Regions from separate parts of the Mus musculus genome. Here region 1 is linked to region 2. The links are chromatin loops, found by intact Hi-C in ENCODE. Cell type or tissue: heart. All regions are shown on one strand.

Region 1 (8,000 bases), 150 kb after region 2:
TGTAGAAGCTGAAGCAGTAGGCTCTTGACTGTTGTATGATTCATTTTAAAGGACCCCATGCTCTTCGGTGTTAGTTGCCTCTTGGAATTCTGGAAACAGGAAAGTGTCTGAGAGCTGGGAGTAGCTATCCCTCACGGGAAAGTTTCATTTAACCAGGCCATCCTGGTTTTCAGTGAGTCCCAGGACATCTGTGGTGACAAATTGTGTGTGGAAACAACACACACACACACACACACACACACACACAGAGAAATAAGGAAGCAAAAACCATGGCTGAGCAAGTACCTGTGGAATACTGTGTTCAGTCCTCTGTGCATATGCCAGAGGATGCCAGAGCTGCTTCATGTGGGAGATTTAATTTTAGGCTGATTTCCTGATCAGTTTTCCATCCCATCAACAGTGAATGTGTGGCCCCGTCCCCTATGTCCTCTCCTGCATTCGTTGTTGGTTATTTTGTTGTTGTTGGGTTTTTTTTCCCATTCTGACTGGGGTCAGATGAAGTCTCACAGTTGTCTCGACTTTCATTTCTGTAATTGCTAGGGATGATGAACATTTCTGGAGATATTTCTTAGTCATTCCTATTTCTTCCCTTCAGAACTCTGTGTTCAGATGCTATGCCCTTATTTTGAATGGGTCATATGCGGTTGTTTGTTTGTTTGTTTTTACTTTGTTTTTTGAGTTCTTTGTGTATTCTGGTTATGAACACTCGTCAGACAGACGCACAGCCGCTGAGGATGCTGGTGTCAGGCCCATCAGATAACATCTGATCATCCGACTGAAACTTTAAAAGGCAGGGGGGGCTTGGAACGATGGGTTTCACATTCTGAAGACAGCAGCTGACAGCCCAGAGCAGCACTCCCACCAAAGCTCTGCCATAGCTGTGCACCGCATGCATCCTGGGCACTCACTGTCAGCAGCCTCCCAGAGCCGAAGCTCCCTGTGTCACTCGGGCCTTGGCACAATCTGCTGGGAGATCTGAAATCACTCTGGGCCATGGGAAGTCATTCCTGCTCCATCTTTAAGCTTAGTACAGACCTAGTGAGCAGAAACCTGATCTTGACCCAATGTATTTGCACTGAGACATGAAAGTTATGGGTACAGGAGAAAGAAAGCGCCCCTTGCCCAGAAGTCTGCAGAAGCCTCTCCACAGCTGAAAAGCAAGAATCCAGGAAATTAACGTTTTAGTGGAGTGGTGGTTTTGTTGTGACTGTAGGAAGATTAGCTTTGTGTTATTCAGATGCTAATTTCTGTGTTGGCAGAGATCTGATTGCAGGCAGGACTTGTACAACACACACACACACACACACACACACACACATTATAATGACAGCATCTCTTGGCTCAGTATTTTATAATATTGGACTCCATTGGCTTGCGATTGGTTAAATAAAGATCTGAATGGCCAATAGATGGTCTGGAGAAGAAGGACAGGACTTCCGGTTACGAAGTGAGATCTCAGTGGGAGCCAGAGAGGCAGAAGTTCCTAGCCAGACTTGGAGAAGGAAGCAAGGACTAAGAGAGGACTAACAGGTAATAGACCACATAGGCCAGGTCAATATTGCCAAATTAGACTTGCTGAGAATCTGCCCAACAATAGCGCCTAAACTTCTAATCCCTATAATAACAGTCAGTGTGGTTACTCAGAGTAAGGGCGAGCATAGAAAGACCATCACCGTTAAGTTTAGCGTCCAATGTAAGGGCACATAATGTCAAAGCTTCAGGCCTTCGAAAAGCAGAGAACCAATACTTCCCATAGCAGTTTCTAGCTGGGCAGGAGGTGGTCCGGAGATGCCTAGAGCCCCTGATGAGCAGCAAAGCCTGGAAGGAACGGGGAATCAGGGAACCAAAGCCTCAGGGCACTTCACAGGCGCAGCTCCTTCAGAGGCCCTGCTGTGCCGCGGAATGAAGCCGGTGAGCTAACTCCGCTGTCCACTGTCACAGCTCCGCAGCAGTGTCCCCCGCATTCGCCTGGCTGCGGCGGAGCCAGAACCTACCTCAACTAGTAAGGAGCGCCCACACTGTAGCCGGCAGCAGCGCAGATCCAGTTCATTCTCGGGAGACCAGGTAGAAACGGCCGCAGCGCGGGCCCAGCAACTTCCCCGAGCTGGGAGTAGGCGAGGTGCCAGATGGTGCGTGGCAAGGTGAGGCTGGACTCTCATGGGAGCACAAACAGCGGACTCGTCCAGCCCAGGGTGGCAGGAGGGGACAGGCTGTACAATGCAGGCCAGCCTAAGCACAGAAGCTGCCAAGGCTAGACTCAGGAGAGCCAGCAGCCAGCGCGATGAGCTGGCCATGCAGCAGAAAGGAGCCTGCACTGGTGCAGAAGGCAGCAGGACAGAGAAGCTTGTCGCAGCAGAAGGCATGCCAGCAAAAGCATGCAGAGAGAGAGAGAGAGAGAGTGTGTGTTAAGAAAAATGAAAAAGGCTAAATCACAGAAGGATGGAAAAAATGTAGAGAAAATTTAATGCAGTAAAAGATATTAAGTTCGAAAACGGTAAAAGAGAAATAGATGCGCATAGACAGTAATGTCTCTGAAGAAGAAAGCGAGAAGTAGAAGTGTTTTGAAAGATACATATATGCTGAAGAAAAGAAACCGAACACAATCATAGACAGAAATACTGAGTTTGAATATAAAATAAAGTCTCCGAAGAAAGGAGAAAGAAAGTAAGTAAAAATGTTCTGTAAATGTGCATAATAAAGAGAACTCTCCAAAGGAAAGAGAGAATTAAAGAGATTAAAAGAAAATGCTTTCTTTGTTTAATAAAATGGAAAATACAATGACAGAAGGCATGTGGATTCTGTATAATTTTGTTTAAATTATCAGCAAACAAATAATTATATTTTCAGTGATGATTGCAATTTTATAAATCCCTTTCCAGTGAGATCAGAATAAAGCAGAAGGGAAAGACTGAAAAATTAAATACTAGGTTGGAGGCGACAGAAAAGAGATCAGAAAATCCTTTGATTCAGAATAAAGGATCTGGGCGTGTGGTGCACGCCTTTAATCCACCTGCCTCTGCCTCCGGAGTGCTGGGATTAAAGGCGTGCGCCACCACGCCCGGCTAGCAGGCAGATTTCTGAGTTCGAGGCCAGCCTGGTCTACAAAGTGAGTTCCAGGACAGCCAGGAATATACAGAGAAACCCTGTCTCGAAAATCAACAAAACAAAACAAAACAAAACAAAAGGAAAAGAAAAGCAGAATAAAGGATCTTCAGAGGAATTCAGTCTAAGGCTTACAGCGCCACCCTGTGATAATATCGCAGAATAGCAGTCTATCGACATGCTATGTAAAGAGGCCCGACCTAATCAGACTAGATATTGTAATAATATCGTCAAGGATCAATTACTAAATGAAGGTCTATATGCTGAGCTAAAATTAAAGATTCTGTTTGTGAATCATACAATAAATTATATGTTTCATTTTGTAGAGTTCAGAGACTTAAGATATAAACATACGTAAATACATCATACAATTGATACTTACTCAAGATTTCAATGTGCTTCTGCCTTGGGCTCTGAAGAGGCTGATGATGAGATTGCACATTTAGATAGCAATATTGGAAATGCCTTACAGATTGAAGTTGATGATGCTTCAACCTATGTCGAATTATAATGTCCGTTATGTTAGACATTGTGGCCTGAAACATGATATTAACATACCTTACAATCCTACAGGACAAGCAATTGTAGAGAGATCTAACATTATCTCAGTATCTCCCCTTTTAGTCCAATAAAAGGCTCTTTCTCTAACACCAATAAACTATATACAGTAAGCATCTATGAAAAAAATCAGGTAAGAATTACATTCATAATATCTGCGGCAGAAAGCATGGCTTTTCTCTTCAGTTCCATGGCCCTGGTCTGTCTAGCGGCTGAGCTCATGTTAGTGGGGTATGGGGAAGTGGCCAAACATCCTGATGATCTTGGGAAGAGTAAACCTGACTCCTTCCAGCTCAGGGGTCAGCACAACTGGCAGCCAAGTCCAGTTCTCCTGGAGCGGTGGAACCTGTCCAACATGTCGTCCTCCCTCTCCTCACGAGGAGGCAGGAGCTCCAGGTGGGCCTCATTCACATACATACACACGGCAGGAGGAGCATGCCAGAGATGCTTCACGGGCATCCCAGGGCCATCCCGTGGTGCTGGGCCAGGTATAGAACATTGTCCTGGACTCTGCCCCTCACCCTGGGGACAAACAGAGTGCAGGTGCTGAGCCAGAGGCCAGCCTGAGGCCGCGTGACAGGGCGTGGCACGGCGGGCACTCACAAGTCCGGGGCAGCTCCAAGCCATCTGCCTCTTCCTCCTCCTCCTCCTTCCCCCCCCCCCTCCTCTTCCACCTTCTCCTCCACCTCCTCGCCTGTAGCCCCGAACGTCCTAGTTGTTACTGCCACATGCTCGGCCCTGGGTTCACAAGATCCTCGGAGTGCCCGTAACAGATAATCTACCCTTTTATCCTATCATTCATACCCCCCCTTTTTCTTTTCGTCTTCCCCCTCCTTTCCTCTTAACACTAGAAAAGAGAGAAAGAAGAATAGAGGAAAGAAAAAAAGAGAAAGAGATCCCTAGGTCTAACGTCTTTTAATTTGCTTTCTCCCTGACCAAGTCCAATAACAGCTTGTCAACAGCAGTGTTAAATGACAACAAAGATCCATCACCCATCGAACCATCAAAACCAGTCACCCATCTGCTGAGAGTCAGGGCATCTTTCTCTTAAAATTCCTTCCTGTTCTTTGGGGGCAAAGGTACCTAGAAAAATTGGGCTATTGGTCAAGTCCTGGAAGAGATAGCTGTATCGTTTGCTGTTCAGTCTCTGTGTGATGGGAAAGTGCAGGGCTTTTCTGAAGTCCTGGCTGAAGCAATCTGAGAGGCTGGAACATCCTGCTTTGAAGTTGTCCTGGATGCAACTCTTTGAAGAACCGGCAATTGAGGCAGTCTGTGAGGCTGGATCACTCGCCAGCCCCAACATACAAACTTTTAAAAGTAACATACATGTATGAATTAACAGAGGTGTGGAGGGGCTGGTGAGGTGGCTCAGTGGGTAAGAGCCCTGACTCCTCTTCCAAAGGTCCCGAGTTCAAATTGAGTGGGGCCAACTAGAGCGAGCAGGGTTGACCAGAGGGAGCAGAGGTCCTAAAATTCAATTTGCAACAACCACATGAAAGTTCACAACCATCTGTAGAATGTGCAGTGTGCACAAAACAGCTAACAATATTTCTCTGCTCTGTGTTTGAGCAGGTAAAAGGCTTTTAAGTCCCGATTGGACTATATAATCAAACTGTAGCATAAATCCCCACCCATGCCATATAGAGGATAGCATACTGAGTCATGAGGACTCTATAGGTAAACAGACTTATCAGCTACGCATAGACATTAGCGTCTCAGCCAGCTCCTGTGTAGCAGGGTCAACATGTGTGTCACCTGTTCCTGTGTGCAGGAGAGAGCATTCATGTCACCTGTTTTGTTGTGTGTTGTGGTAAATATTATTTGGAGGTTTCTACCCAACCTCAGATCACCTAATTCCCAAGTGAAAGACACGAAACCTTTATATTTATAGTAACCTTAAAGCACTAGAGCTGGGCAGACATCGACCTTCTGTGCTACTTTGTTTACTTCCATTTTTATTACCTAGACACATCACTCGCCATGTTCCACCTGAGCCTCTTGTCCTCTAATCGGCTGGCCCTTGTGGCCATGCGCTCATGACCCACCTCTCCCATGGCATCTTCTCAGTCCTGCTTCTTATCTTTCTCCTCTCTCCTTCCTTAGACCCCAAGCCTGAGAACCTTTGCTCCAACCCTCTCTCCTGACCAGTCCAGGCTGTAGGCATCTTTTATTCACCAATCAGGGATAACTTGGGGGGGCAAGGTTTGCACAACACAAGGTCTCCTCATCTTGGAGCAAGCAGATCTTGGGGTACAGAATTTAGCATTTTCATACAAAGCAGCACTAGACCAAGCCCCTCCAGTTGTTTCTTGGGTTCTTTCTTCATGTCTGCAGTCAGGAGATCCCCCCTAGTCAAATCTGATCTTTTGAAGGAAAAAATGGCTTTCTGTTTCCTATGAAACAAAGTCATAGCCTCTTCTCCAACACAGTACATATCCTGGCTTGATTCTGAGATTATCACATCTTTAAAATATACAGACTGGGGCTGGAGAGATGGCTCAGTGGTTAAGAGCACTGACTGCTCTTCCAGAGGTTCTGAGTTCAAATCCCAGCAACCACGTGGTGGCTCACAACCATCTGTAATGAGATCTGATGCCCTCTTCTGGTGTGTCTGGACAGCTACAGTGTACTTATATACATAAAGTAAATAAATAAATCTTTAAAAAAATATATACAGGCTGATCTAATTCAGCAGTATTTTCCCCCACAACCAGTATCTCTCAGAACATGTTGGGTTTTTTCCTCATTCACATTTAAAAAAATTTTTATTTATTTATTATATGTAAGTATACTGTAGCTATCCTCAGATACTCCAGAAGAGGACATCAGATTTCGTTACGGATGGTTGGGAGCCACCATGTGGTTGCTGGGATTTGAACTCGGGACCTTTGGAAGAGCAGTCGGCACTCTTAAGCCCTGAGCCATCTCGCCAGCCTCCCCCCATCCACATTTTTTAAAAAGTAAAATTAATAAAGCACTATGTAATCTATCTCTGGGGGTCTTTGTAATCCCTTTCTGTTTATTAAGCATCTCTTTTAAAATATCATTAGACTTTTCTATAACTGCTTGTCCTATAGGAATATGTGGCATGTCTGTAATATGCGTTATGATGCAATATTCAAAAAGTTTTTTATATTACTAGAGACATACGCGGGAGCACTGACAGCCCTAAATTTACAGGTATCCTCCCGGTAACAGCCATAACTTCTAATCCATATGAATCACACAATCAGTCTTTCCAGACCTTAAAGCAGCTGCCCACTGAAATCTTGAATATGTGTCTAAGGTATTATATGCCATATAGTTACATACCTTAATTTTCCAAACTCTGCAAAATGAAACGCATTTATTTGCCAAATTGCATTTCTTTGGGTACCTTTTGGGTTACCACCCCTCCCCACTTGCAGGTAATGGAGTTTGGTTATACAAAGAACAGGTAGGACATTTCCCAATAATTTTCTTGGCTTGTTGCCAAGTGACAGAAAAATCTCTCTTTAAACTGTCACTGTTAACATGGGGTTTCTTATGAAATTCTGAGACCTCTAGCACACATTTCCTATTAATAACTGGTCGATTTCATCGTTACCTTGTGCCAGAGGGCCTGGTAGACCTGTATGAGATTTGATGTGCGTTGTATACAGTGGATGGTTGCTATTTTTGATTACTTATTGTAAGTAGGTAAATAGTAAAGTTAATTCCGACACATCTGGAATAAGTTCAGTAGTTTCGATCTGTAAGACAATTCTTTCTGCATATTGAGAGTCAGTAACTATGTTAAGAGATTCAGGAAAATCACATAGGACCATAACAATGGCACCCAGCTCTAATTTTTTAACCAAATTATAAGGGGTTTGAACCATGTTATTTATTTTTTCCTGACTTATAGCCTGCCTTTCCTGACTCATTTGCATTAGAATAGAATGTAGTGGCTCCAGAAATTGGTGTCCTTTTTTACTATACAGGGGAGAATCCAATGAGTTCTTTTTATAAACTGGAATCTCTTGCTTTTGGGACATTTGTTGTTAATCTCTCCCAAAAAAGTCACTGCCAGTTTTATGCCAGTGTTCCTCTTGTGCCAATAATGAGGCAATCGCAGCATCAGTGAAGTGTGTCTTAGTCTCTGCTGTGAGCTATTCCTGCTAATTGGGGAAGTCTCATTTTTCCTCTTAGAACCAATTCAGAAACCTTTTCTATGTAGGTGGGTCTGTAATTGTTTGACTCTGCTCGTGTGCTATAGATCTCCATTCTAAGACACTCCCCTCTCTCTACACCAGTGGGAGAACGAATCGAAGGCAAAATAACCAAAATATGGTCCATCTTTGGAGCCAAGTACTCCACAA
Region 2 (8,000 bases):
TAGGTCTTTCTTCTTAGCACTGGGAGGCAGAGACAGAAATCTCTGAGTTCAAGGCCAGCCTGATCTACAAGTCAAATTTTAGAACACAAAGGGTTACAAAGAGAAACTCTGTCTCGAGAAAACAATGACAACAACAAAAAAAAAAAAAAAAGAGAGAGAAAAAAATGAAAACAAAACAAATAAGCAAAACCAAACTAAACAACAACAACAAAAAAAAAAAACATAGAAAAACCTAATACTCTTAGTGCTCTCCCTAGTAGTGCCTGGGTAACACCTTCCCTTATTCAGCCTCAGTTTGGTTGTACTATCACCAAACCCTACATAGAAAACACATGCAGTAATCATTCACAACCTATTCTCTCATCATGTCATACAGTTTCTCCCATTAACATCAGCACACAAAATTTTATCTGAAGGTGAGCTCACCTGTGTGAGCAGAGACCACACCCCCTGTGAGAGTCTGCACTTCCACGGTGCCGTGCTGTACTGAAGGAAATCACACCTAAAACAGGAGAAGCAGCAGCAGTGAGGACACGACCCACATGTGTCAATCCATACTCATCTAAGGTTACGTACACCAGCTTTATTGGACTTTAAAATACATCCGAAGTCACTTCACAGAACAGTAACAGGGAAAGCTCATGCTTCAGAAAGTCATACAGTAAACTAGGCAAGGCTGTAGTAAATTGGGCAAGGCTCAGCCTTGGGGGTGGGGGTGGAGAAATGCTTCAGGGATTTAAGAGTATTCATTGCTCCTGCAGAGGTCCTGGGTTTTGTCCCAAGCACCTATATAGCAGCTCACAATAGCTCCAGCTCCAGTGGCCCAGATTATTCTTCTGGCCTGTCTGGACACCAAGCATGGATGTGGTGTATATACATGTTGTGGCAACAAAGCACAAAGTGTTTTGTACGGAGAATCTCACAGGGTTGTACATTCTGGCTGGGTAAGAGCAGAGAAGAAGACAACAAAACGTTTTAAAAGCTAAAAGTACTTAAAGCTCTGACAGACAACTGAAGGACAGAAACTTCTCATCTAGAAGTTAACAACGCCTCCTGGATGCCTGACAGCTTCCTTGTCTTTTCAATGAGGACTTAACAGAAATGAGGGCGGAGTTCCCCAAAACAAAAAGCAAATAGTTATAAAGTAAAGGAGGGCTATTTGAATACAGAAAGAGCGAGGTGGAACGGCCAAAGAACTTTAAAGAAAACGCTTTTCGTTTTTGGAGACAGGGTTTCTCTGTGTAGCCCTGGCTGTCCTGGAACTCACTTTGTAGACCAGGCTGTCCTCAAACTCAGAAATCTGCCTGCCTCTGCCTCCCAAGTGCTGGGACTAAAGGCGTGCGCCACCAACCGCCCGGCAAGAAAGAGCTTTATAAGCAGACTTAAGTGAGGAAGGCGCCAAGGAGCCCTAACAGCCGGAAACAAGCAGGGTTAATAAAGTATTCAAGATCCGGAAGCATTTGCCTAGTTAATTCCTTATCTAGGTGTTGTGCTGCCTTGATTCACCCTTCAGAAATTCCAAGGATTGGAGGTAATCCAAAACCATGAGGCCCCAACTATGGACTCCAGCCTTCTTTATGACCTCCCAATACCCCCCCACCCCCCCCGCAGTGGACTGACCCAGCATGACCCTTGACCTCTGCCAAGTTTTGACTCCTCAGACGGCGGCCCCGCCCCCTCGCGGTCGCCCACCCCACCCAACGTGCTCGACCGGCTGGGGGAGGCGCCGGCGCGTGCGCGGCCCGGAGGCGGGGTGAGCCGGCGGCGCGCACGGCCAGATTGGGGAGGGGAGGAGGGGGGGATTCCCGCCAGAACCCGATCCCATAGACCGGGTCACAGGACTCAGATGTCCGCGTCCGTCGGCGCCCCCACATCCACAGACCGCAAAGAGCTCGGGAAGGAAGGGTTCGTGCGCCAAGTCTCGGGCTCCTAAATGGCTTATGGTGGGCGCGCGCCCGGACTACTCGTCCCGTGCACCCCTTTCCCTCGTCCGCGCCCCCGAGGGGAGGCAGGTTGGTGGGCGGGCAGAAGCGCACCTGGGTCCGTCCTCTCGAGGGCTGCTCGTTCGCGCACGCGTGCGCAGAAGGGCAGGAGGGGGGCGAGGCGCCGCTCTGACACCAGGTGCCGCTCGGCCCGACGCCCTCCCCCCCACCCCCGGCTCCGGGAGCGCGCGCAGGCAACCTCGCTCGCCAGCCCCGGGGCCCCGCCGGGCGGTGCGCGCGCAGCACCCCGGGAAGGTGGGAAGCGGCGCTCGCAGATGCGCGCGCAGGCACCCGTCAGGGGAGGGGAAAGTGTGGGGCCTCCGCCATCTTGTCTCCCTCTCCTTACCTGCGTCCTCGGGGGCGTGCTCACCACCCCCCCTCCCGCCGAGGAGGGGGGAGGGCCCCCTCTTGGTCGCCGCCTTCACCACTTTAAATTCCCCTAAGGGCCGTAACACGAGCCACCCCGATGCTCCCACCGCTTCCAGTCACGCCGCGAAGAGGTGCTTGGTGAGTTGAAGAAAAAGGAGACGCTACTCCCAGCGACCCCGCCGCCGCCTCCGCTGCTCCCGAGGCCTCACCAAAATGGCCGCCGCCGTCTCGGCCGCCACCGCCACTAGCACCACCACTACCACCACCACCAAGGCTCGTTATCGCTACCGCCAGAGCGGCCCGTCTTCTCGCGATACACAGTAACTGGAGGCTGAAGGGGCGGGTAGGCTCGCGTGCTAGCGTAGGACTGTGCGGCGCAAAGCAAGGTGGGAGTTGTAGTTCGCTCCGAGGCTCCATGCTGGCCCAGCACGCTTCAATAGGTCTGAAACTCGTGCTGCATTGCAGCTGCCCACTGGGACCACCCTTTGGATTTCGGAGTTTTTGTTCTTACATATCACCCAGTGAAATGAAACAAATGAGTAGAAGAGCTTAGACCTACTGATTCCTACAGCAGTTACTTTTTGTTTTTGAAAGGTGAGGTCTAACAATGTAGCCTTGGCTGACATGGACTCGCTATGTAGATCAAGCTAACCTTAAACTTACAAAGTTGCTCCTGCGTCTGCCTGGAATGAACGTATGCACCACCACTACCAGCTGCGGTTGACTTTGTAACACCGGTTTTCCCAAGAACTCTCAAATACAAGTACCATAGGTTTGCAGTCTTTTACATTTAAGAACTATTTTGAGAGGTTGAGAACATAGCTCAGTGATTAAGAATATTGGCTGCTTCCACTTTGAGAGGACATTCTATCTCCACACTAAAGAAGCTCCTAACAGTTATTCCAGTTCCAAGGAATCCGACACCCTCTTCTGGCCTCAGAGAGCAATACACAAACACGGTGCACAGACATACACGCAAGTAAAACTCCCATTCAAGTCAAATAAAAATCCTTAAGGAAAAAAAGGCTGGGTGGTGGTGGCTCATGGCTTTTAATCCCAATAGAGGCTGACGAATCTCTGACTTCAGAGCCATCCTGGTCTATGAAGCTAGCTCTAGGACAACCAAAGCTACAGAGAAAAATTCCTGTGTCTAGGGGGGAAAAAATCTCTTAGAGAATCTGATACTCCCTTCCGATTTTAAGGATGCATTTATTATCTACAACGGTTCCAAGGAAGATTTTGAGCCATTGGTTACATAACAAGACCCTGCCCCAAAACATAACTAATAATTAAGAAAACAGGATAAAAATAAATCAGCGATGGACAGAGGAGAAGCTATTGAGGGGAAATGGAAGTTGAATAGAGACTGGAAGAAAGATTCTTTACAGCTAGGTATGGTAGCATAAATGCACAATCCCAATTTACTGGTTGAGGCCAACCTGTGCTGTTGCATAAGTCAATACAAACAACCACACAGAGCACACACACACTAATATTCTAAAGTTCAAGATTATCCTGTCTAAAAAAAAGGATATGCATATAATCTTATAGTAACTATGTGTTGCTTTTTTTCACTTTAGTACTTTAAAGGTGTGTGTGTGTGTTTAAATAATTTACAGAGGCAGAGCTGGAGAGATGTTTTAAGTGGTTAAGAGCACTGGCTGCTCTTCTAGAGAACACAGGGTTTGATTCTCAGCACCCACATGGAAGCTTTTAACAGTTTCTAACTTTAGTCTTAAGGGAATTGAAACCTTCTAATACATAGACATACATTCAGGCAAACACTTATAAAAATAAATTCTAAAATTACAGAGGTAATAAATATTTGCTTTTGTAAAAATAAATGTAGTATGAATTATCAGTAAAAGGATTATCTGCAAAAAAAAAAAAAATTCCTAAATGTTCCCAGTACCCTGCCTAGAGAATTCTACCCAGAAGTAATCAGTGTTGAGTCCCCTATATCTAAATGATACCATAGTATGAATTGTTTCACACTTTTGCTTACACTTTGGCAATTTATAATTGTTTTACATTTTGCCTTTTCAGACTTATAATATCTAGAAAGATTAATAAAGATAGTGATGGGGCCAGATGTGGTGGCACCTCTCATTCCTGCACCCAGCAGGCATTAGCAGGGAAAATCTCTGAATTCAAGTCCAGGCTGGTTTACATAGTGAGACCCTATCTTTTTATGTCCCGTCCCCACCCCTCCACTTGTCCCTGTATGTCCCCTCCTCACCCCACCAAAAGAAAGAAAGAAGGTAGTGGAAGAAAGATGACTCAGCAGTTAAGAGTACTGGCTGAGCCAGGCGTAGTGGTGCACACCTTTAATCCCAGTACTTGGTAGGCAGAGGCAGGTGGATTTCTGAGTTCGAGGCCAGCCTGGTCTACAAAGTGAGTTCCAGGATAGCCAGAGCTATACAGAGAAACCCTGTCTCGGAAAAAAAAAAAAAAAAAAAAAAAAGTACTGGCTGGCTCAGGCTAGAGGACCTGACTTTAGTTTCTGGGACCAACAAGGCAGCTGGCAAACATCTTGCCTCTGCACTGCACACATTGCACAGGCAGAGATTTGCCACTAAGCCTGATGTGAATTTGATGCCTGAAACTCAAAAAGTAGAAGGAGAATAACGGTCTCTATTTCAGTTGGTAGAGTGTTTCCCTAACATTTGTGAAACCTTGGGTTCAATTCTTAGTGTCATTTTAAACAGATGTGCTAGCATAGAGCTATAATGTGGCATACAGCATCATTCTGGAGGAGGTGGCAGGAAGATACTAAGTTCAGGGTTATCTAGTGAGTCTTGAGACCAGCATGGACTATATGAAATTCTGCTAAAAAGAAAAATAACTAGCCCAGTTGGTAGTGTGCTTCTAGTGCATGCACAAAGCCATAGGCTGGCTGTCAGCACTACATAAAACTTGCTTTGGAAATGCATGCCTATAGTCCAGTACTTGAAGACTGAGGCAAGATGATCTCATGAGGCCACTTGGGTCCACATAGTGAATTCCCAGCCAGTCAGGTGTATATGGTGAGACCCTGTCTCAGAAAAACAAAAACGGAGGGGGTTGCATGTAGTTGAGTTGGTAGTGTGTTTGCTTCAACTGGAAATGATAATCCTAGTACCAGGGAAGTGGATACAGGAGAACCAGCAGTTCAGGGCTATTCTTACCCACATTACAAGTTTGAGGACAGCCTAAACTTAAACCCTGAAAGTTGTGATTCTGTATCTGTAATTCTAGTACTTAGAAGTTCAAGACCAGCCTGGGCTATATAGTTTCAGACCAGAGCTGGCTAAGATTACACACCTGTAATCCCAGCAAATGGGAGGTAAAGCTTTGAGGATCAGGAGTTAAGAGTTATCTGAGCAGCCCAGCGAGTTTGAGGCCAACCTGGGTTATAGTCCCACTCAAAACCAACAGCAAAAGATGCCAGGGGTGGTGGCACAGTAGTCCACAAGCCAGCTTTGATAGACTTTTTTTTTTTAAATCTTTATTTTCTTTTTTTTTTTTTTTTTTTTTTTTTTTTTTTTTTAAAGATTTATTTATTTATTATATGTAAGTACGCTGTAGCTGTCTTCAGACACTCCAGAAGAAGGAGTCAGATCTTGTTACGGATGGTTGTGAGCCACCATGTGGTTGCTGGGATTTGAACTCTGGACCTTCGGAAGAGCAGTCGGGTGCTCTAACCCACTGAGCCATCTCACCAGCCCTTGATAGACTTTTGCAAGTAGCACAGCTAATTGACAAAGATGGTGATAGTTTGCCCTAGAGGATAGTCCTGTACAAAGACAACGTATATGGGGCTGGAGAAGGGAGCTTAATGGTTAAGAGAAGCTACTGTCTCTCCAGAGGACCCCAGTTCTGTTGCCAGCACCCACATAACAGTTCACACACCTGCCTATAGCTCCAGTGTCAGAGGATCTGATGCCCTCTTCTGGCCTTCTTTGGGCACAAGGTATTTATGTGGTGCACAAACATATATAGGCAGGCAAAACATACATAAAAGAGAAAAACAGAAAAAACATGAGCATATATCTTTGTCTAAATATATCTGTAATATATCCTCATTATATATGTAATGCCTCTAATGACATTCAGTATTATTGTTTTTGGTTTTTTTTTTCTTTTTTTTTTTTTTTTTTTTCCGAGACAGGGTTTCTCTGTGTAATCCTGGCTGTCCTGGAACTCACTCTGTAGACCAGGCTGGCCTTGAACTCAGAAATCCGCCTGCCTCTGCCGACATTCAGTATTATTAATATAGCTTCATAATTGGTTTTTTTTCAATGTTGGATTTCACCCAGGGCTTATACCAGGTTGGGCCAGTGCTCTGAGTTTTATCCTTAGTTAACTATTTTACATCTAACTATTCATATTGGGAAATTCTTTTCTCAAAAGTAAAAAAGATATTTATCTGCTTCCTTTTAAAATGCTCTGTCTCTCTCTCTGTGTATGTGGGGTGTCTATATGTGTATGTATGTCCATGTTCCTGTGTCGCTGGGTAGACATGTGAGTGCACTTGCACCTGTGTTCACATGCATGCAGAGGACCAAGTCATTACACACTCGGACAGTCTCTCTCCTCTTAACATTCTAAACGTCCTTGGCTGATTACAATAGGCCCAGGTTTGTTTGTTTGGTTGTTGTTGTTGTTAAAGGTATCTACATGTATCTGCATCACTGAAAGCACTCCTGTTCATTCAAAGCCTAGCTCTGAAGTAGGGAAAAGCTTGGTGTGATGGCAGGTGTCTGTAATCCCAGCACTCTAGAGATTGAAGGAGGATGAAAAATTTGAAGCCAACACAATAGAAAAAAGGACAAGCCAGGTGTGTGAGGTAGTGTTGAGGCAAACCTGTAATCTTGCAACACTCCAGTGGGAACTGGAGAATCATCTGCAGAGACCAACCTAGCTAGGACCACATATCAAAACTGTCTCAAAAAAAATCTGGACAAAGAGCCTGAGTGGTACTGATTGTGCACACCTTTAATCTCAGCATTTGGGAAGCAGAGACAGGCAAAGCTCTTGAGTTCAAGGCTAGCCTGGATTACAAAGCAAGTTCCAGGACAGCCAGGGCTACACAGAGAAACCTTGTCTTGGGAGGAAAAAAAAAAAAACAAAAACAACAAAACAAAACAAACAAAAAAAAAACCCCAAAACCTTGGACAAACATACTTGAAAAATAGGGCTAGGGAGAACTATTAGTGGGTATTGTGCTTGCTATGAAAACATAAGGGACCTGAGTTTGAACCCCCAGCATCTGTATAAAAAACCTGATGAAATGATAAATGTCTGTAACCCCATTCATTGCTGGTGTGTGGACACAGGTAGATCCCAGGGACAGGCAAGCCAGCCTCGCACAAAGGGTCAATTCCCAGTTCAGCCAGAGGCCATCTGAAAAAAATAAGGTAGAGAGGCTGGGAATGATTAAAAGCACTGATTGCTCTTCTAGGGGACCCAAGGTTTTGTAACTCTAGTCTTGGGATCTGATTTCCTCTTCTGGCCTCTGTGGGCACCAAGCAGGTATGTGGTATACAATATATATGTTGGCAAAATACGCATACATATAAAAATAACCTTTTAAAAACATGGTGGACAGCAACAGAGGAAGATTGGCCCCTACTTCTCATGCATCTTTGAGGACACTCATGCAAATAT

The links. Peaks named below come from ENCODE experiments on the same cell type or tissue, not always from the same donor. Only the 100,000 strongest peaks of a DNase experiment are listed, where the experiment ranks them.
Region 1: a loop joins it to region 2, with 2.8 times the contacts of the local background. A loop is called at or near these places in 4 of 42 quality-filtered maps.

What each region holds. Positions count from the first base shown.
Region 1 is chr7:127,357,805-127,365,804 of GRCm38, reverse strand. It overlaps the pseudogene Gm51260. Among named protein-coding and RNA genes, the nearest start is that of Zfp747, 14 kb to the left of the region's middle. In heart, a CTCF peak has its summit at 3,248; a DNase peak (open chromatin) is centred at 1,474; H3K4me3 peaks cover 1,419 bases; H3K27ac peaks cover 628 bases; H3K27me3 peaks cover 2,739 bases.
Region 2 is chr7:127,506,667-127,514,666 of GRCm38, reverse strand. It overlaps Srcap (Snf2-related CREBBP activator protein), which reads right to left and starts at 2,684. Exons shown (of 34, transcript NM_001304266.1): 1 at 2,329-2,684; 2 at 427-502. It overlaps 1700008J07Rik (RIKEN cDNA 1700008J07 gene), which reads left to right and starts at 1,798. Exons shown (of 1, transcript NR_024331.1): 1 at 1,798-4,229. In heart, a CTCF peak has its summit at 3,285 (motif pointing left); DNase peaks (open chromatin) are centred at 1,786, 2,336 and 2,656; H3K4me3 peaks cover 3,149 bases; H3K27ac peaks cover 2,625 bases.